2 separate regions of the Homo sapiens genome follow, and region 2 is linked to region 1. Evidence: chromatin loops called from intact Hi-C (ENCODE). Cell type or tissue: endothelial cell of umbilical vein. All regions are shown on one strand. Links, peaks and the distances in the headings refer to the core of each region. The heading gives the core; the rest is flanking DNA. Region 1 overlaps SLC39A11 (solute carrier family 39 member 11). Region 2 overlaps SLC39A11 (solute carrier family 39 member 11).

Region 1 (11,073 bases), core at 1,557-9,556:
GATACATGTTCTTCAGGCATTCTTGCGAATGTACACAGGGAACCCTGCATGAGAATGTTCATTGCAGCATTTCTTGTAATGGTGAAAAATTGGAAATGAATACATTATCAGTCAGTAGAAGAATGAATAATTAAATTGTGGTAAATTCATTAAGATAGCATGGCTAAGTAGCCATTTAAAAAAGTAAGTTGCATGGCCGGGCCCAGTGGCTCACACCTGTAATCCCAGCACTTTGGGAGGCCAAGGCGGGGGGATTATCTGAGATCAGGAGTTCAAGACCAGCCTGGCCAACATGGTGAAACCCCCATCTCTAATAAAAATACAAAAATTAGCCGGGTGTGGTGGCGTGGGCCTGTAATCCCAGCTATTTGAGAGGCTGAGGCAGGAGAATTGCTTCAACCCGGGAGGTGGAGGTTGTGGTGAGCCGAGATCACGCCACTGCACCCCAGTCTGGGTGACAGAGCAAGGCTCCATCTCAAAAAAAAAAAAATTAAAAAATAAATAAAAATAACAAAAGTTGCCGAATGCTACATACAGTAAAATACTATTTAACTAAAGTTTGAAATTGTATAAAATAATAGTGTGAATTTTTTGTAGACATATAAAAATATATTAGCATGGTATTAAAAGTGTAAAAATAGCGTTATAAAGCATACCCATGGAATTTTTCAGATATTGAGTACCTCTAATTGGTGCGGAGAGAGAAGAGCTGCAATTCTTTCTGTAATAGTTTACTTAAAAAATCTGAATCAAATATGGTAACAGGTTAACCTTTATTAAATCTAGATCGTTGGTACGTGGACTTACATCTTGTTATTCTCTGTACTCTTCTACATTTCTGAAAGATTGCCTTAAGAAGGAGTCTTAAAAACTATTGACTAAATGACCTCAAAGTAAAGGAAAAACGAATTGTATTTGACAGTAGATCAGCAGACTTTGTCTCATGTAATAGTCACCAAAATATTTCTTCCGTACTTTGTATAACAGTAATGGTCCCTGGTCTTGACAGTCATTAACTTAAGCAGCCTAAACTTTAGTCTCTAGGTTATATATATATACACTGTAAGATTTTAGTGTAGATGTGTGTGTGTTGGTCGGGGAGAATTATTAGAAAATCCTGATATGGGACAGGCACGGTTCTTCACGCCTGTAATCCCAGCACTTTGGGAGGCCGAGGTAGGTGAATCACTTGAGGTCAGGAGTTTGAGACCAGCCTGGCCAACATGGTGAAACCCTGTCTCTACTAAAAATACAAAAAAAATTAGCTGGACCTGGTGGCGTGCACCTGTAGCTCCAGCTCCTCGCGAGGCTGAGGGCTGAGGCAGGAGAATCGCTTGAACCTGGGAAGCCAAGGTTTCAGTGAGTCGAGATCACGCCACTACACTCCAGCCTGGGCAACAGAGGGAGACTCCATCTTGAAAAAGAGAGAGAAAAAAAATCCTGATAGGAAAAGGAAATGTGTTTCTTTAATATATCACACTATTATACTTGAACCCTTCCTGGGGGTTTTTTCCTTCTTGGTCATTTTGTATTTATTCATTTATTTTCTTCTTTCTTGGTCATTTTGTAGTGACTAGGATCAAGCTGTCTGAACCCGGCAGTCTTAGGGTTTGTAACTGGTTGGAATAATTTATTTGTAGCAGCCATCAAGGCTCTGCATCGGTTTGAATGTCAGCATTCTAACTGTAAGACCAAGCAGGACCTAAGGGTAGTGCATGTCACCAATTTTTGTTTAATTAATTTTGCAGCCTAATGCTTGCTTTTGAGATGGAATATTTTTGATGTTATGCCTTTCATGTACTAAGATGGGTAAGTCACTTACAGCATCATCTGCAAATAGTCTGATACTACGTGCAGCATTATCCATTTTTAGGCTGTGTAGTTTAGGATGACGTCTCATCGAAAGAATAAATTACTGAAATAATGAAGACAAAAGAAATTTACTGAAGAGCCTCTAACGAGAGCAGTCATTTTATCCTAGGTGACAGTTATGTCCCTAAATAAGTTTCGTAATTTCTGTATGTGAAGCCCATCACTGGAAGAGTGGTATACCAGGGCTCAAATACTGGTGGAGACTTTACGTAATGATCTGTTTCATTTTCAAGATGAGAGTTTATCACCTTCTCTTAACAAATGCAAAAATCCACATCTTGAAACAGTGGAATAAGAAAAACAGTCTTCACTCAAAGCCAGCTTGATAAACTATGGAAGGTGAGGGTGCATGACAGAATTGTCATTATAAATGAACATACTTCCCAAATACAATGATAATTTCTTGGAACGGTAGATGCCCTTTAAAAATTCTATTAGAAGGCAAAAACAGATACAAGACTAGATCATTTAAAGGTAATCTATGTCTTTAAGACATATCCTGGGATAGTATAAACAAAATGATTTGACGTAATGGAATATTTATACCCTCGCTGTTATGTTATAAGGGATGATAGTAGCTCCAAGAAATGTAAGAGAAACTTGTACTGTTATCTTGGTAAAATCATTTCATTGCAAATAAAAGGATCAAACAATTAAAGGAAGGATGATTCTAGAGTCAGGAGAACTCTGTGAAATACAGCCAAGATCTGGCTGTGCTGTGGGACTGCAGCCTCTGGCATTGAGTAAGGATGGACAATTGTTTTCTTTGTTGTTGTTGTTTTATTTTTATCTTTCTTTTTATTGTGGTGAAAGACACGTAGTAGAAAACTGACCAGCATAACCATTTTTACGTGCACAGTTCAGTAGTGTTAATAAATACGTTCACATTGTTGTGAAGCAGATTTCTAGAACTTCCTCATCTTTTTAGTAGAGATGAAGATGAGGTCTTATCGTGGTGGCCAGGCTGGTCTCGAACTCCTGACCTCAAGTGATGTGCCCTCCTCGGCTTCCCAAAGTGCTCGGATGACAGGCGTGAGCCACCATGCTCTGCCTGCATATTGTAATCTTAAAAAGAGCAAACCTGTCTCTACTAAAAATACAAAAATTAGCTGGGCGTGGTGGCTCACGCCTGTAATCCCAGCTACTCAGTAGGCTGAGGTGGGAGGATCACTTGAACCTGGGAGGCGGAGGTTGCAGTGATCCGAGATCATGCCGCTGCACTCCAGACTGGGCAACAGAGTGAGACTCCATCTCAAAAATAAAAATAAATAAATAAATAAATAAGTAAGTAACACAATTCATAGAAACAGAAAGTAGAACTGCGGTTGCCAAGGGCTAGGGGCACTGAGAAAAGGGGAGTTGTTGTTTAAAAGGTACCGAGTTTCAGATTTGCAACATGAAAAAGTAAAAAAAAAAGTGGAATAAGAATGAGTAAGACCTACTATTTGATAGCACAGTAGGGTGACTAGAGTCAGTAATAACTTAATTGTACATTTGTTTTGTTTTGTTTTGTTTTGTTTGAGACAAGTTCTCGCTCTGTCACCTAGACTGGAGTGCAGTGGTGTGATCTTGTCTGACTGCAGCCTCTGCCTCTCAGGTTCAAGCAATTCTCATGCCTCAGCCTCCAAAGTAGCTGGGATTGCAGGCATGTACCACCGCACCCGGCCAATTTGTGTGTGTGTGTGTTTTTAGCAGAGACGGGATTTCACCATGTTGGCCGGACTGGTTTTGAACTCCTGGCCTCAGGTGATCTTCCCGCCTTGGCCCCCCAAAGTGTTGGGATTACAGGCGTGAGCCACTGTGCCCAGCCTAATTGTACACTTTAAAATAAAGAGTGTAATTGGATTGTTTGTAATTCAAAGGGTAAAAGCTTGAGGGGATGGATGTCGCATTCTCCATGATGTGCTTATTTCACACTGCATGGCTGTGTCAAAACATCTCATGGACCCCATAAATATACACACCTATGTACTCACAAAAATAATAAAAAAGAGAGCTGACTTTTACGTGGCTCTCTTTTCTGGTTTATAGATGCTCTTTTTAAACCATTCATGCCAAGAGTAATAATGGAAAGTAGGCTTTGCTCTTTTACGATTCAGGACGAGAACATGGGAAGAAGTAGCCCCCACCGGCTGTTTGTTTTTTTAAGTGGTGTCATTTTTGGATGGGTGAGTGGATGAGGGAGATTGTTCCCAAAACAACCGTTGGGGCTTCACCTTTCTCTGTAAGTGTCATGAAGTTTTGGAGTGGAGAAAGACTTGGTGTGGAAGAGGAAGGGGTATTCTGATTCAGGACTTTGTCTTTAGGCAAGGAAAAAAACATTTCTTATTTTCCAGAGATTGCTAAAGAATTCTAGTGCAAGCCATCTGTTCCCCTAATAGCCCATTCAGTCCCCTTTTTGGGGAATGGGGAGCATATTTTAACATTTCTGAATTTGCCATGGGAGTGTCAGGGTACCTCTTACTGATTTCTTTAGTAGATTGTGGGATTAATTGTTCATTCCATCTTATTTCTGTCACAAATCCAGGAACTGTATGCTAAGTGCCCCATTCACTCAAACTGGATACACTTTACACAAGTACATTTGGTGATTACCTAATAAGAGACAAACTTCAGGTCCTTGTGGAGTGTCTTAGTCCATTAAGTGTTGCCATAAAGGAATACCTGAGGCTGGGTAATTTACAGACAATAGGTTTATTTGGCTCTCAGTTCTGCAGACTGTATAAGAAGCATAGTGCCAGCATCTGCTTCTGGGGAGGGCCTCAAGAAGCTTCCAATCATGGCAGATGGTGAAGGGGGAACAGATGTGTGACGTGACAAGCGAAGGAGCAAAAGAACTAGCAGGATCTTTCAAACAACCAGTGCTCTCCTGAACCAACAGAGTGAGAACTCGCACATTACTGTGGGGAGGGCAACAAACCATTCATGAGGGATCTGCTCCCGTGACCCAAACCCCTCCTACCAGGCCCTCCTCCAGCACTGGGGCTCACATTTCAACATGAGATTTGGAGGGAACACACATCCATACTATGTCAGAGCTTTGTGGTTTATTGGACAATACCCTGTGCTTTTATTCTTTCCCTTCTGGTATAAAAAACTAGTCATTGTAGTTGAAGACAGTAACCAGTTCATCCCTCATGTTGGCGAGGCTGGTCTTGAACTCCTGACCTCAAGTAATCTGCCTGCCTCAGCCTCCCAAAGTGCTTGGATTACAGGCATGAGCCACCATGCCCGGCCTGTGATTATGTCTTATATCCAATCTACAAGTGCTTCTCACACCTGAATGTGTGCACGGTTCACCCCGGGAGCCTGTTAAAATGCAGATGATGATTTGGCAGGTCTGGGTTGGGGCCCAAGACTGTATGTGTCTCCCAAGCTGTCAAGGTGGCTGATGCTCCTGATCCATGGAGCCCCCTCGGGCTAGCTGGGGGTGGAGGGTGCAGCAGTGTGGCAGTAATGGGACCTCACAGTTGGAAGGGTCCTTGGAGGGTCTGTGGGCCAGTGCCTGGCAGGTGGCGCGTCACACTCGACTTTCTGATGTTCTGATTTAGGAGGCTTTGGGTGGAGCTTAGACGTCTGTATTTCTAAAAAGCTTCACCGGGGCTTTGTCTGCATGGCCAGGCTTGGCAACCACCAGTTTGTCCAGCTCCCCAGCCGTGGTTTGCATCACCTCAACATCTCCCCCTAGTGGTTGTGTTGTGACTAGGGTGTCCTGGCTTTCAAAGCTAGCTCCACAGCCGTCAGGCTTCTGGGGGACCCTGGAGTCTTACTGGGGAGTGAACTGGTTTCCTAGGGCTGTGGGAACAATATATCACAATTTGAATAGCTTAAACAACAGACATTTATTGTCTCAGTTCTAGAGGCTAGAACTTTCTGGAAAGTAGTTCTAAGATTCTGACCTCAAGATGTCAGCAGGGCCATGTGCCTCCTCAAGGCTCCAGGGAAGGATGAGCTCCAAGCCCCTCTCCTAGCTTTTGGTGGTTCCTTGGCTTCTAGTAGCATAACTCCAGTCTTCCCGTAGTATTTTCCTTGTGTGCCTGTCTCTGTGTCCAAATTTCTCCTTTTTATAAGGAAAAAATCATATTGAATTGGGACCTGCCCTAATGACCTTATCTTACCTCGATCATTTACAAAGACCCTGTTTGCAAAAAAGGTCACATTTATAGACAACATCTTTTGCAGGAATGCAGTTCAACCCATCACAGGGAGATAGGGCATCGATTGCAGGAAGATTAATAAATAAAAGACAGTAATAAAAAGTTAGGCCTGGCCAGATGCGGTGGCTCATGCCTGTAATCCCAGCACTTTGGGAGTTTGAGGTGGGTGGATCACCTGAGGTCAGGAGTTCGAGACCAGCCTGGCCAACATGGCGAAACCCTGTCTCTCCTAAAAATACCAAAATTAGCTCGGTGTTGTGGTGCATGCCTGTAGTCCCAGCTACTCGGGAGGCTGAGGCAGGAGAATTGCTTGAACCTGGGAGGTGGAGGTTGCAGTGAGCCGAGATGGCGCCCCTGCACTCCAGCCTAGGTGAGAGAGTGAGACTCTGTCTCAAAAAAAAAAAAAAAAAAAAAAAGGCAGGCCCCATGCAAATAAAGAAGGTTTGCATGGAAATGAATGTCACAAGTGGGTAATACCTGATAGGGTCAGATATAGCTGGCTAGTCCCGTCAGCAAAGTTGTGGGCAAAAATTCAGAGAGCGACTCTGTGACATGTTCCTCCTTCTGTGGGCGCTGTCTGCGTGGCCCTCACTCAGCTAGCTCTTTCTGTCCTTTCCCCCCTGTATGTCCCTCCCAGGCCACTTAAGCATGAGCAGATCATTGCCTTGTACCTGGTGCCTTGTGGAGTGGCGTCAGCCACGTGGAGTGTGCACATTCCTAGGGAGGTGTGGCCCCAGACAACTTACTGTGTTTGCCCTGCCTCTAGCCCGGCTGGGCCTCCTAGTGTGCTCTGATGAACTAATCAATGCAGGTTGGATTTTTGGAGGGGAGAATTCTTTGTTCCTAACCAGAGAAAATTGATTCCATAAGAGGGTTATTGCTGCTGTGTGCAATTCTCTAGAGTTATTGGATTGCAGAATCATTAGCTTTAGAAGTAAATGAAATAGATTTGGGATATTGTTATGTTTCAGATAAACAAATGGCCTTCCTCCTTATTCATTTAACATTCTGCTTCCAGAAGGAAATGTCAGATGACTCAGAGCCTGATAAAATACTTTGTGGCACACAGGAATGGTAACCAGATGCGGTGAGACTTCACCTTTCTCAGCCCCTGTAAAAGGCGTTGCTTCACTGCGGTGATTCTCACATTTGAGAGTGCATGAGAATCCCCTGGAGGTCTTGCGGAAACACGGGTTGCTGGGCCCACCAGAGGCCTGGAATGGGGCCTGATAACTTGCCTTGCTAACAAGTTCCTGGGTGTTGCTGATGCTGCTGGCCTTGGGGACCCCACTTTGAGAACAGCTGCTTTGCTGAATAAAACTCGAACTCCTGGGAAGCCTGTGGATTCAGTGTGCCTGGGCTTTACATGTATCCCACAACACCCAAGGGAAAGGAATCTTATTTCTTGAATTTTCTTTTTCTTTTCTTTCTTTTTTTTTTTTTTTAAATGTCTGAGTTCCAATAAAGCTTTATTTACAAAAACAGACTGTGGGCCGGGTTTGACCAAGCCCCTTCAGGTCTCATGGCTACTTCTGTGCCCATCCTGGGGTGGCTGAGTTTGTTCTGCCCATGCTCTGTGCAATGCAATGCTACAAGCAGCTTTCAAGGCCGTTCTGCTTCATGGGGGAAGAACAGGGGCAAGAGCTGGGTTTTTTTGCTGCTGATAGTGGCAATTCGATGGGCCTGCCTCCTGTTTCTCTATTTCAATGTGGCTCTGAGGCTCCCAGAATCACTCCACGATTCCAGCCCCACTCTGAGCCATGAGAAACCTGAGGCTACCCAGGTCCTCTCTGCCTGGTTACCCCTCTGCTGGCACTTCTCTGGAGCTTGCCACCCCCCTGAACAGCACTCAGGAAAGGGGTCTAGAGGGCCCCTGCTCTTAGATTCCCAAATCCATCTGGGGATTTCACAGATCCCCACTTCCCTTGGAGCCTTGCCCAGATGGTGAGGGCAGATCCCAGGGTTCCCTTTTCCTTAGTAACTCACCAGCTCTCAGCAACCCCTCTTTTCTTCCGACTTCGTTCTCACCGTTGGGCATCTTTATGGAGTCTGGGTGAAGAGCCTGGCTCTGATTTGAAAGAGAAAATTGCCCACAGCCCATCACTCAAAAGGTACAAAGGGATCTGTGGTGAAAAGTCTTTCTCTCACCTCTGTCTTCTGGTTACTTATTTTATTTCCTCAGAGGTGACCACTTGTAACCAGGTTGTTTTCTGTATTTTTCCAGAGGTGCTTTCTGTCTCCCTAAGCATGTAAGTGTAGATATATTAGTCTGTTCCATAGCCTGATTTCACCACATCTTGGACAGAGGAGTTCCATCTTAGCACATCCATATATGTTGCTTTATTTAAAAACAAAAGCAAACAACAACAACAACAGGCTGGGCACAGTGGCTCATACCTGTAATCCCAGCACTTCGGGAGGCCGAGGCAGGTGGTTCACTTGAGGTCAGGAGCTTGAGACCAGCCTGGCCAACATGGTGAAACCTCGTCTCTACTAAAAATACAAAATTAGCTGGTTGTGGTGGCGCTTGCCTGTAATCCCAGCTCCTCAGGAGGCTGAGACAGGAGAATCGCTTGAACCTGGGAGGTGGAGGCTGCAGTGAGCTGAGATCGCGGCACTGCACCCCAGCCTGGGCTACAGAGTGAGACTTGGTCTCAAAAAAAAAAACAAAAACAAATAAACAAACAAAAAACAACAACAAAAAACACCCTGGGTACTATTCCATCAAATGAAGGTACTGTGAGTTATCTAATCAGTTCCCTGTTGAGGGGCATTTTGATTGTTTCATGTCCTTTACTCTTAGGAACAGTGATGCAGTGAATATCCTGGTGGATATTTAATAGACGTTCTCTGAGTTGACCTTGCCTGGATGGAGATGCATGGATAATAGACACTCTGTGTTTCTGCTGCCCATTATACTCCAAACACTTGCAGCCCTGTCGTCAGTGCAACCTGAGTCAGTTGTTCATTAATCCAACTATTTATTTTAGCTGCACTTGCTGCCATCATTTGATTTCATCAAATGTTATGTAATTTTAATGAAAGTTCAGATTTGAAGAGATTTGCTAACATTGAATCACCAAATTTCTGTCAAATAAGGCATAGTAGAGACAGCTGTTAAAAAAAAAAAAGACTTGGCAACGAATTAGAAAAATGGAGATTCTATTTCCAGATTTCTCCCCAGGTGTCTTTAAGTCTTTCCACCACTTTAAAGAAACAAAATCTGAAGATTGTAAATGAAGTATTACGAACAAGGTTTTTGCAAAATAGACGAAACAGAACTTTTATCAGTTGACCGATATGGACGAAAGAGGCCTCTGATTTACATCATAAGATTTGCAAGTGAATGCACATTTATTTGCTTGAAATTAAAATTACTTTTGGGGGGAGATTCTTCCCATTTTCCATGTTTAAAATTAACCTATTAATGACCAGTTTGGACCACATCAGATAGAAAGTAGCTACCGTCTGTATTTGAGTCCATGTGAACATATCTATAAAACTAAGTTTCTGAAAGTGGGATTATACAGTGGATATTTGTGAATTTTCCCTTTTACAGAAATTCTCAAGTTGCCCTTCCTTGAGCTTATACTGATTTATACTTTTACCAGCAATGTTTGAGAATGTCTTTATCCATACCCCATCCCTATAGGGTTTTAGTAAAATTTTTGATTTTTTGTTAATAGGAATAGGTAAAAAATGGTATTTCATGGAGTCTTCTTTGTTTAAAAAAAAAAAAAAATTTTAGAGATGGAGTCTCACCATGCTGCCCAGGCTGGTCTCAAACTCCTGGCCTCAAGCAATCCTCTTGCCTTGGCCTCCCAAGTGGCTGGGATTACAGATGTGTGCCACTGCTCCGGCCTACAGCTTTGTCTTATTAGTCAGCTTAGCATCTTTCCACGTGTTTCAAAGCTGTTTGTATTTCCCTTTCTGTGAAGTGTCTGTGTCTTTCTCTTACTTTTCTGTTCCATGGTTGGTCTTTCCTAACTCATTATTTTGGAGCTCCTTGTGTATTCAGAAAATTATCTGCAATATTATTATAATTCTTTTCTCAGTTGGTCACTTGTGAGTCTGTTTATGGTGCTTCCAACCATGTAGATTTTTATTTAATTTGTACCTCTTTGAACTTAGTCTTTTTTGATTCATACTTAGTAAAGTCTTCCTCATTCCAAGAGGATTAAAAATACCTATTTTTTTTCTACAACTTGGTTTCCTTTTTTTTTTTTTTTGCATTTAAATATTTAATTCATCCAGAATCTATTTTGGTATACAAAGTGAGATAGGGATTAAAATAATCTATTTTGGTATAAAAAGTGAGATAGAGATTAAAATGTATGTATTTCCAGATGGCTCTCAGAAGTCTTGATACCATTTGTTGAATAATCCATCTTTTCTCCGTTAATGTAAATGCCAGCTATAAAATTTACTAAATCAGAAGATGTATTTACGTATTTGCTTCTGGATTTTTGTAGTCCTAAGGTGAATAATAAACTAGCCATTTAGCCAGCCATATGTGTGTATTGAGTGCTTGAAGTGTGACTAGTCCAGATTGAGATGGGCTATAAATAAAAAATACACAGTGGATTTTGAAGACTTACTAAAAATATATATGTATAAAATATCTCATTACCAATTTTTATATTGCTTACCTTATTGAAGTGAAACTATTTTGGATATATTTGGATAAAATAAAATATGTTATTACAATTAATTTCACCTGTTTCCTTCCCCTTGGTGATTGTGCCTACCAGAAAATTTAATGTTATATTTGTAGCTCACATTCTATTTTTTTTTTTTTTTTGAGATGGAGTCTCCCTCTGTCACCCAGGCTGGAATGCAGTGGCATGATCTCAGCTCACTATAACCTCTGCCTTCTAGGTTCAAGTAATTCTCTGCCTCAGCCTCCATAGTGGCTGGGATTATAGGCACCCACCATCATGCCTGGCTAATTTTTGTATTTTTAGTAGAGACGGGGTTTCACCATCTTGGCCAGGCTGGTCTCAAACTCCTGACCTCTTTGATCCACCCGCCTCAGCCTCCCAAA
Region 2 (11,073 bases), core at 1,001-9,000, 79 kb after region 1:
ATAATGTTAACAGCCACTTTCTCTTCTGACTTGGGGCACCACCTTCTCCAGATTCCCCTGTTGCCTTGAGGTCTTCTGTGTGTGGCTTCTGTTGTAATGCCTCCTGCTTGGTGGGGACTGCACTAGGTCCTCTGTAGACATCGTGAAGTTCCAGCTCTCCAGGCTTCTGCAGGGTCCATATCATAGGATTGGACTGGCTAGAGATGAGGAGATTGGGGCTCAGAGAGGCTTACTTAGCTGCTCATTTATTAGCTAGAAAAACCAGAGGTTAAACCCAGGTCTGGCTCTCTTCAAACCTCCTCCTTTTCCTTGGTGTTGGCACGCTCCTTGGGTAACATCTTTCATGCCTGCAGCACCAATGCCCACCAGGAGTGTGCCTGTGCATCCCAAATCCCATCACGTTGCTCAGAACGCCTTCTTGAGCACCAGCCCTGCATTTTCAACTGCTTGTTAGAAATTTCCAAACTGGGCCAGGCTGCAGTGGCTCACGCCTGTAATCCCAGCACTTCGGGAGGCCAAGGCGGGCAGATCACCTGAGGTTGGAAGTTCAAGACCAGCCTGGCCAACATGGTGAAACCCCATCTCTACTAAAAATACAAAAATTAACCGGACATGGTGATGTGTGCCTGTAATTCCAGCTACTCGGGAGGCTGAGGTGGTAGAATTGCTTGAACCCGGGAGGCAGAGGTTGCAGTGAGCTGAGATCACACCATTGTACTCCAGCCTGGGCTCAGAATGGTTGAGGTGGGGTTTGGTTTTGTTTGATGTGCTCAGGGTGGTCTTCACAGAAGAATCAGAATCAGACTGCCTCTCCTAGGAAGGACAGAAGATTGCCTGGGCGAGCGGAAGGAGAACGAGGAGGCTGACAGGAAAAGGGAGGTCGGGAGGGTAAGGGCACTCCAGACAGGACCCAGCAAACTACAGAGATGCAGATGTGAGGGAGACCACGAGATGTGTAAAAAGAGAACGTTTTTGTGTAAAGTTTTTTTTTTTTAAATTATACTTTAAGTTTTAGGGTACATGTGCACAACGTGCAGGTTTGTTATATATGTATACATGTGCCGTGTTGGTGTGCTGCACCCATTAACTCGTCATTTAACATTAGGTATATCTCCTAATGCTATCCTTCCCCCCTTCCTCCACCCCACAACAGGCCCCGGTGTGTGATGTTCCCCTTCCTGTGTCCAAGTGTTCTCATTGTTCAATTCCCACCTATGAGTGTTTTAAAAAACTGGTTCATCTCTAAATCCGTATGGTGGAGGCAGCGATATTATTTTATTTTATGTGTACAGGGAAGGTCTATTTATAAAGGTGTGATTACTCTGTTACTTGTTTTATAAGTGGGTTTTAATATGTATTAAGCAAGAAAAAAGAACCTATACTGAGTTGTGAGTAGAAGTCCCACGGAGGTTCTGGGCAAAGTGTGGTGCTATGGTTGGTATTATTCTGATGCAAAGAACACTCTTTTTTTTTTTTTTTTTTTTTTGAGGTGGAGTCTTGCTCTGTTGCCCAGGCTGGAGTACAGTGGTGTGATCTTGGCTCACTGCAACCTCTGCCTTCTGGGTTCACGTGACTCTCCTGCCTCAGCCTCCTGAGTAGCTGGGATTAAAGGTGCCTGCCATCACGCCCGGCTATTTTTTATATTTTTAGTAGAGATGAGGTTTCACCATGTTGGCCAGGATGGTCTTGAACTCCTGGCCTGAAGTGATCTGCCTGCCTTGGCCTCCCAAAGTATTGGGATTACAGCCATGAGTCACTGTGCCCAGCCTTTTTTTTTTTTTTTTTTTTTGAGACGGAGTCTTGCTCTGTTGCCCAGGATGGGGTGCAGTGACACGATCTCTGCTCACTGCAACTTCCATCTCCCAGGTTCAAGCGATTCTCGCACCTCAGCCTCCTGAGTAGCTGGGATTATAGGCGCATGCCACCACGCCTGGCTAATTTTTGTATTTTTAGTAGAGATGGGGTTTCACAACGTTGGCCACGCTGGTCTCAAACTTCTGACCTCAAGAGATCTGCCTGCCTCAGCCTCCCAAAGTGCTGGGATTACAGGCACGGGCCACCGCACCCGGTTTCTTTTACTTTTTTAAAAAAATAATTTCAACTTTTATTTTAGATTCAGGAGATACATATGCATGTTTGTTATATGAGTATATCATGTGATACTCACTGAGGGGTATGAATGACCCCACCACCCAGATAGGGAGCGTAGTACCCAACAGGTAGTTTTTCAGCCCTTCCCACCTCCCCTCTTCGTAATATCAGCCTTGGCAAACAACTTACGACTAAAAATGTTGTGATAGAATTGAGGAGATCTGGGTTCCAGTCCAACCTTCTGCTGTAACTGCTATAGAAAGTTGAGGAGGCCGGGTGCGGTGGCTCACACCTGTAATCCCAACACTTTGGGAGGCCGAGGTGGGTGGATCATGAGGTGAGGAGATCGAGACCATCCTGGCTAACACGGTGAAACCCCGTCTCTACTAAAAAAATACAAAAAAAAAAAGTAGCCGGGCGTAATGGCGGGCGCCTGGAGTCCCAGCTACTCGGGAGGCTGAAGCAGGAGAATGGCGTGAACGCGGGAAGCGGAGGTTGCAGTGAGCCGAGATCACGCCACTGCACTCCAGCCTGGGCAACAGAGCGAGACTCCGTCTCAAAAAAAAAAAAAGAAAAAAGAAAAAAAAGAAAGAAAGACAGTTGAGCAAACTGGCTCTGCAAGCCTCTGTTTCCTGATTGGTGAGTGAGGACTTTGGCATAAATCAACAATTCTTCACCTTGGCAGATACAGCCCTGTTGGGAACCTGTGGAAGCTGAGGATCCTCTTCCCTAACAAAAAGACACAAATAGACAGTTCTTTTTTTTCCTTAGGATTTTGGACAGTTCCTGAATGTCTGAAGCCCAGCTTAAGAACCCCTGGACCAGTTCTTTCTTCGTAATTTTCCAGTTTGCTTTCTCCAGAGCGTGTTGCATGGAGACCCGTCTGATGGGTGCTAATAATGAGTGGTCAAGTGAGCTTGGAAAATGGGATTCAAGTCAATGTGTTTCTGAAGTGCAAGACCCCTCTAAGGTTAATTTGCTAACAGGCAACGTGACTCTCCCCAGAATCGCATTCTTCATACCTACTGGACCAGTTAGAATTTTCCAGAATGGGTGGGATGCAATGGCTGACGCCTGTAATCTCAACACTTTGGGAGGCCAAGGTGGGAGGATCGCTTGAGCCCAGGAGGTTGAGGCCACAGTGAGCCATAACTGCCCCACTTTACTCCAGCCTCGGTGACAGAACAAGACTCTGACTCCCAAAAAACAACAAAACAAAAAGATTTTTCCAGAATGCACTCTGAGGCAACCTGCTCTTAGGAAACGGTTCTCTGAGATTATTTCTGTTGTCTGAAAGGTATGGTTTTGAGATACCTCTGTTTAGCTTTGGGGTTCCGTTTGAATGTGGATGTTGTTGGTTAATCTTTATATCCTGTGAGATGACCAGGCTTGGCTCCCGTGCCTTGGAGAGGGAGTGGAAACATCCCTGGTCATAGTATAAGATCTGGAACCTTCTCTGGCCAGCATCCTTGTTTGACTGGGGAGATACAGTCATGCGTCAGCGTGGGGCAGTTAAAGGTAATTTCTACCCATCCAATTGGGATTTGCCACCCTGGCAGTTTGGGGTGAAGGCCTCACCCATATAATGACACCATGCTGGGGTCCTTTGCCCTCTGGTATTTGGCATGCACCTAGCATCACCCCTACAGCATGCCCGTCTCCTCCCTTACTGACTGGTGGTCACCCCATGGGCTGTAGACGCTTCCTCAGAATCCTCCTAAAGAAACCCATCCGCCTCGATGGCCTGTGTGACCTGTTTTCATGGAGAACCAGCCTGGCAAGCCGGGGCTCTCTGGACAGTTCTCCTGCCCTTGGCAGAGACGGCACGGTAGTGTCCTGTCGCAAGTCACATAGTGTCTTGGTCAGATGCAGCCGTGTTGTTTTGGCCCCGAAGTGGCCAGCCTGGCCCTGTGTGTGTGGCTAGCAGGTTGCAGCAGCGATTTGAAGGAGGCTGTAAGACTTTACCTACCCCCAAAATCTCTCTCCCAGGATTGCTCCCTGCCACCAAAAGAATACTGATAAAATATTCTTTATCTGAGAAAAAGTGGAGGCCCCCAGCCTCAACCCATTCACACCTGTGGATTTATTAGGCTGGCTGGTTAACATCCCAGGAGGCAGAGAGCACCTGGCCTGGACGCTGGCTAAAGAAGCCTTGGGTTTCAGTGAGGACGGCCACTGAAGGGACGGGCCCTGGATGCCAGAACATAGCCTGATGTCTCACTTGTGGCACATGCAGAATAAAGGGACATTCAGGGAGAAGGAGGAACTAAGGCCTACATCATAGAAGGCTTGGAGTGCTCCCATGAGAAGACAAGAGCCAAGCTGTAAATAAGTGATGTATCTGTCCTCTCCTCTGTGCCCTGCCCCTGCTCACCTCAACACACTCTACCCCTTCCCACGTCCAGGAACGACCTGTCTCCTCCTTCCACTTCTCCCCTACGCCCCGCTTTGGTGACTGCCCCATGCTGTGCACCGCAGTCTGTGGCGTGGGATATGGGTGCAGACTGTTTCCCTGCAGAGTTCTGTGGGTTTCATGTGTCATGTGGTTGTTGGCTTTATCTGCAGTAGGAGGTTCTGCATGGACCCATTTAAGGGGAATGGAACTGGATCACCTGAGTGGAGTGGGATGGAGGTGGGCTGGAGTAAGGAGCAGTTGACTCTGTTTGTTGTTTCTGGGGAGGAAAGCGAGAAAGGATGACTATTTCAGAACTTCTGTGAGGCAGGAAGATCTTTCAGGTTCCCACTTAAGTTCTGCCCGCTCCACATGGGCAGGAGGTCTCATACCATCTTCCTGATTCACTCATTTATTTTTGTTTGTTTGTTTGAGTTGGAGTCTCGCTCCGTCACTCTGTCACGTGGACTGGAGTGCCATGGTGTGATATCGGCTCACTGCAATCTCCGCCTCCTGGGTTCAAGTGATTCTTGTGCCTCAGCCTCCCGAGTAGCTGGGATTATAGGCACGTGCCACTGTGCCTGGCTAATTTTTGTATTTTTAGTAGAGACAGGGTTTCATCATGTTGGCCAGGCTGGTCTCGAACTCCTGAGCTCAAATGATGCGCCCGCCTCGGCCTCCCGAAGTGCAGGTATTACAGTTCTGAGCCCCCGCACCCAGCGCGTGACTCATTCATTTCTGATGGTGTTTTCCTTGTGCTCTCCAGCAGGACAGGAAGAGATATGAGCAGGAGGGACTCGCTGTGTGAAAACACAGGAAATATCTCACTGCTTCCTAAATGCCAGCTCTCTCTTCCCACTTATCTCCTCTGGTGATTGTGGGACTTTAATCAGCCCATTTTCCTTCTTCTGGGATGGTCAGTGCCTTATGCTTTAGTGGAATTGGCTGTTGGAGCCTTCCAGGAAGGAGCAGATGCTTTGATTAGGCAGCCCTGATCTCCGGTGCAAGAGCTGGCCCAGGAGCACTGCTGGCAGGATTTGTGACTTGAAGGGTGGTCTCCATGTTCTCGTACACTTTAACAAGGCAGGTTTCCAGGTGAGTGTAAGCAGGTGGAAGATAAGACACATCATAGTGATCTATGAAGTTTGCTGTCCAGGGAAAGCATCATTTGAAACCTAAGTGTATTTTGATTTTGGGCCTTTAATCGGATTTGTTTAAGGAAATTCTGCCAGTGGATGTTATGCTGATTTGTCCATTAAAGCCCTGTTTCATTAAACAAGGTCTGTTTCAGGTGAGTTGCCTTCTGTCATCAGTTGGAGTCAGGAGGATTCAGTGTATATCTCTCACAGCAAGGCAGGCCAGCTGAAATACCCTTGGCCTAGGCATCATTCCAGGTGCTGGGTCAGGAGTTGCCTGCATCCACCTCCCCAGCTCTCTGTGCCAGCACTTGTCCACTGTTTCCAACTGTGTGCACAGACCCAGCCAAGCCCCGTTCTGGTTTTGGGTAGGAAGGAAGCCCAGGAGGAAACACTGCCTGCAAAGGCACAGGTGTCCTTCTCACCCGTGGTGCCCACGTCTCTCAATCCTGACTATTTTAGACTCCTTGGCCTGGCTTCCTGGCCATTTGTGGCTCAGACCTCTGGCTGACTTCCTCCTCTTCTCCCGTGGACTCCTGAATGGGGTCTGGTCACCTGGCCGCAGCCAGTTTCTCATCTGCTTTCCTTTGCCATTGTGGAGCTCCTTGGATCTGCCCTCTCTCCCATGTGACTTGTAGGAACTTTTGAGGTGTTGTCTAACCAGACTCCTCATTCTGGCCCTTTTGCTCTACTCTAGCTCGTTGTGAACCCAAAAGAGCGTCAAGAGTTGGGGTCCTCTTTGGCCGAGTGTGGTGGCTCACGCCTGTAATCCCAGCACTTTGGGAGGCCAAGGCAGGCGGATCAGGAGGTCAGGAGACTGAGACCATCCTGGCTAACACAGTGAAACCCCATCTCTACTAAATATACAAAACATTAGCCGGGCGTGGTGGCGGGCGCCTGTAGTCCCAGCTACTCAGGAGGCTGAGGCAGGAGAATGGCGTGAACCCGGGAGGCGGAGCTTGCAGTGAGCTGAGATCACGCCACTGTACTCTAGCCTGGGCGACAGAGCGAGACTCTGTCTCAAAAAAAAAAAAAGAGTTGAGTTCTTCTTCATGCCAGGAGTGGCAGTTGCAGGGGTCAGGGTTGACAGTAGATGTTGGGTAGAGCCCACGAGGTTAAGGCTGCCGTGAGCTGAGATTGCGCCACTGCACTCCAGCCTGGGTGACCAAGAGAGACCTTGTCTTCTTTTTTTTTTTAGAGACAGAGTCTTGCTCTGTCACCCAGGCTGGAGTGCAGTGGTGAGATCTTGGCTTACTGCAACCTCCGTCCCCCAGGTTCAAGCAGTTCTTCTGCCTCAGCCTCCCAAATAGCTGTGATTACAGGCATGTGCCACCACACCTGGGTAATTTTTTGTGTATTTAGTAGAGATGGGGTTTTACCATGTTGGCCAGGCGGGTCTGGAACTCCTGACTTCAGGTGATCCGCCTGCCTTGGCCTCCCAAATTGCTGGGAGTACAGGTGTGAGCCACTGTGCCTGGCCTAGACACTATTTAAAAAAAAAAAAAAATAGGAAACAGAAACAGAATCCATCCAGCCACAAAGCACTGCTATTTTCATACTGGTCATTCTCCAGGAGAATCATGGCCTGTGCTATCTTTTTTTTTTTTTTTTTTTTTTTTTTGAGATGGAGTCTCGCTGTGTTGCCCAGGCTGGAGTGCAGTGGTGCGATCTCAGCTCACTGCAAGCTCCGCTTCCCGGGTTCATGCCATTCTTCTGCCTCAGCCTCCCAAGTAGCTGGGACTACAGGTGCCCGCCACCTCGCCTGGCTAATGTTTTGTATATTTAGTAGAGACGGGGTTTCACCATGTTCGCCAGGATGGTCTCGATCTCCTGACCTCGTGATCCGCCTGCCTCGGCCTCCCAAAGTGCTGGGATTACAGGCGTGAGCCACTGTGCCCAGCCGTGCTATCTTTTCTTGAGTAAAGAAATCCCTGCTGATGGGACTGGTGAGCTTTTCCAGGAGGGGGAAAGGTTCTGTAATGCAGCCATGCCCTCCTGCCCACCTTCGGGGACCACATTTGTGAGAGAATCACTTATATCACAAGGCTTTTCATGCCTATGAAGTAATTCTCGCTCTGAGATCCTGAATCCCTTGGCCCGTCAGTGCCACCTGAGAAGGAAAGAAACAAACCGGGGCCCAGTTAGAGCCCAGAGGGTTCCTCAGGCCAACTCAGGATTCCTTCAGTGGCAAAGGCCTGGGGTGCTCTGGGACCTTCCTTGTTGCTGCGAGGCGAGCCCTCCCTTCACCACATTCCTCAGAGTGGCCCTGCACCTGCTCAGAGTGGCTGTGTCTAGGTGACAGACTCTTGCCATGCAGACCAGAGTGAAGCTGATAGGATTTGCTTTGTCACCACCAAAGAGTGTCTGTGGCCGCTCTTCCTTATTTTGGACACTGTATGGTGAAAATTCAGTGGAGACTGAACGTGTTGGGTTCCTTTGCCTGAAATGCCCTTCCCCTTTATTACTGGAAAATCGTCCCCAGGCTTCCAACTCTGGGCTCACCTCTTTTTGTTTTTTTAGAGATAGAGTCTCACTGTGTTGTCCAGGCTGCTCTCGAACTCCTGGGCTCTCGAACTCACATGTTCCTCCTTCCTCAGCCTCCCAAGTAGCTGGGACTGCACGTGTGTGCCACCGCGCCCGGCTTGGGCTCACCGCTTTTGAGGGAGTGTCCTCTGTCACTGCAGTTTCTGTGTCATCTGCCCTCCCTAGCAGTAATGACTACTGAGGAAGGAGGCCCTAGCTGTGTTTTCATCTCAGGGTTCCCATGTATACAGCACAGTGCCTGGCCCATGTGGAGTGAGTGACCAGCATCTGTTCCCGTCTTCAGCACTATTAAGAGTTTTAGCAGGAGGGTGCAGACTTTTTTTCCTGCCCAGGAGCTCACTTGCTCCTGTTATGCATATAGCAGGGTGAGAGGGAGGTGGGGCATGGTTTTAGGGCAAGGGCAGTTGAGTTTTCCGGTTCTGGGAGGAGGCTGGTTATTGAGACCTCAGGATATTTTGTCTCCCAGTCCTCTAGGCAGACAGACCTTCCTAGACAAATAAAAAGACCAATCAAGCCCGATTACTTTGAAAAATTCACATTGATTTCCTCCATTATCTTCTCTCTCCACCTCCCCCTTCAAATTTAATGAACAAAACTAGGAAGATAAATGACCTGGTGCTCATGGGCTGTGAGACTTTGTGTCTGCTCATTACCCGGGGGCTTGGCTGCCCCTCTGTGCTCTGGCTGGGGCCTCTACGGTCACAGTGCTGCAAATAAACCTTTGAGAGAGTCACAGTGGCTGGACCTATTGCAAGAGGTCACTACAGAGCGTGAGCAACTTTGATTATTTTTCTTATGTCTGAATCGGGGTCTTAGGAACTAGCGAGTATTATAGATGGAGTTGTGCCTCAGAGAGACCCAGCATCAGGGGCTGCAATGGGCTTTTGTTGTTGAAGATCCATCCAAGAAGAAGAACTTGTTTTTCCTTTGGCCCTTTCTTGTTTATTTTGATGGAATTTCTTTTTTTTTTTTTTTTTTCTTTTCGAGACAGAGTCTTGCTCTGTTGCCCAGGCTGGAGTGCAGTGCCCTGATCTTGGATCACTGCATCCTCTGCCTCCCAGGTTCAAATAGTTCTCCTGCTTCAGTTCCTCAAGTAGCTGGGATTACAGGCTCCTGCCACCACGCCCTGCTAATTTTTTGTATTTTTGGTAGAGACGGGGTTTCATCATTTGGTCAGGCTGGTCTCAACTCCTGACCTCAGGTGATCCACTTACCTTGGCCTCCCAAAGTGTTGGGATTACAGGCATGAGCCGCCGAGCCCGGCCTATTTCAATGGAATTTCTTAATGACTTTTTTTTCTAACTACAATTTATCATCTTTGACTAAGAAGAACAAAAAACAAAATAATTCTGAGTTTCCCTTATTTGCAAGGCAAGATCCACTCTATAATAGTTCTGTAATGGTGCTGGAAAAAGGCCTTGGGACTGAGTGTTCCTCCTGGGCAGAGGGGTACCCACTGGAAGAAACCAGAGGGGTACCCACTGGTTGTTAAGCTAATTGTACACCTGGTTTACCTCCACCAGCTGCATGTTAAGCCTATTGTTTCCCTTGCTGGTTTTCAAAGTATGTCCGGTTATTCTATCTATAGATATTTGCTCTTGGCATGCTGGTATGGACCAGCCATCTCTTTGTTGATTTGTTTATTCATTTATTCTTCGCTTAGCAACTGCATTCATTTCCTATGGAGTAGTTTGCTGTTAACAAATTACTACAAACTTGGAAGACTTAAAACCGTAGAGATTTATTTTCTCAGGGAGACCATCGGTCTGAAATCATGGCGTCAGTAGGGCCACCCATGCTCCCTCTGAAGGCTCAAGGAGAGAATCCTTACTTGCCTCTTCCTAGTGTCTGGTAGCCCCAGCTATTTTTAGCATTCCTTGGCTTGTAGCCGCATCACTCCAGTCTCTGCTTTTGATGTCGCCTGGCCTCTGTGTGTCCTCTCCTCTTCCTTTTTTTTTTTTCCTTTTTATTTTTTTTGGAGACAGAGCTTCGCTCTTATTACCCAGGCTGGAGTGCAATGGCATGATCTCGGATCACCACAACCTCCACCTCCCAGGTTTAAGCGATTATCCTGCCTCAGCCTCCGGAGTAGCTGGGATTACAGGCGTGTGCCACCACGCCTGGCTAATTTTGTATTTTTAGTAGAGACGGGGTTTTACCATGTTGGCCAGGCTGGTCTCGAACTCTCGACCTCAGGTAATCCACCCGCCTCGGCCTTTCAAAGTGCTGGGATTACAGGTGTGAGCCACTGTGCCCGGCCTCTCCTCTTCTTATAAGGATACCATCACTGGCTTTGAGGCCCACCCCAATCCAAGATGGCCTTATCTTTATGACCTCTGCAAAGACCCTGTTTCCTGTTCCCCAGGGAGGCCCTAGCTGTGTCTTTATCTCAGGGCCCCATGCATGCAGCACAGTGCCAACATAGGTTGGGTGAGCCACCAGCATCTGTTCCCATAATCAACCCTGTTAAGAGTCTTAGCAGTGTTGAAGAGCAGAATTCAGAATCTTAGAGGGGACCCCATTCAACTCACTGCCACTGGTGTTTATGCAAAAGCTTAATGGGTGTTAGGCATTCTGCTGTCTGCTGGGAATATATTTAATTCTAGTGTGCACTGGCGGACATGGCCCTGCCCTCCTAGAACTTGTAGTCTGCTGGGGAAGACAGTGGTGAATCTTCACACAAATATCCAGTTATAGTCCAAACCCGAGCCTCTCTCCTGTGGTCTGCCTTCCCGGCCCATCCAGGTGGGTGTTTTCATCTGTACCGTACCCAAATCTCTACTTCTTATGTACGGAGACAGGACACACCTGATTTTATATGTTTGCTCAGAGCTCAAGAGGGCAGGGCTCTGTTGCCAGTCCCTGCCTTCCACCCACAACCCACGCCTCTAATTGTCTTAGGATTTAACA

What was found. A loop is a pair of places that touch in the nucleus more often than their neighbours do. Peaks named below come from ENCODE experiments on the same cell type or tissue, not always from the same donor. Only the 100,000 strongest peaks of a DNase experiment are listed, where the experiment ranks them.
Region 2: a loop joins it to region 1, with 8 times the contacts of the local background. A loop is called at or near these places in 2 of 110 quality-filtered maps.

What each region holds. Positions count from the first base shown.
Region 1 is chr17:72,980,780-72,991,852 of GRCh38, reverse strand. All of the region lies in intron 4 of SLC39A11 (solute carrier family 39 member 11), which reads left to right. Among named protein-coding and RNA genes, the nearest start is that of SLC39A11, 110 kb to the left of the region's middle. RefSeq lists a silencer at 5,536-5,585. In endothelial cell of umbilical vein, for the core only: a CTCF peak has its summit at 5,581 (motif pointing left); DNase peaks (open chromatin) are centred at 5,552 and 7,102; H3K27ac peaks cover 754 bases.
Region 2 is chr17:72,901,340-72,912,412 of GRCh38, reverse strand. The region is part of intron 5 of SLC39A11 (solute carrier family 39 member 11); the gene reads left to right. Among named protein-coding and RNA genes, the nearest start is that of SLC39A11, 190 kb to the left of the region's middle. In endothelial cell of umbilical vein, for the core only: no CTCF peak of the experiment used is centred there; a DNase peak (open chromatin) is centred at 5,292; H3K27ac peaks cover 1,334 bases.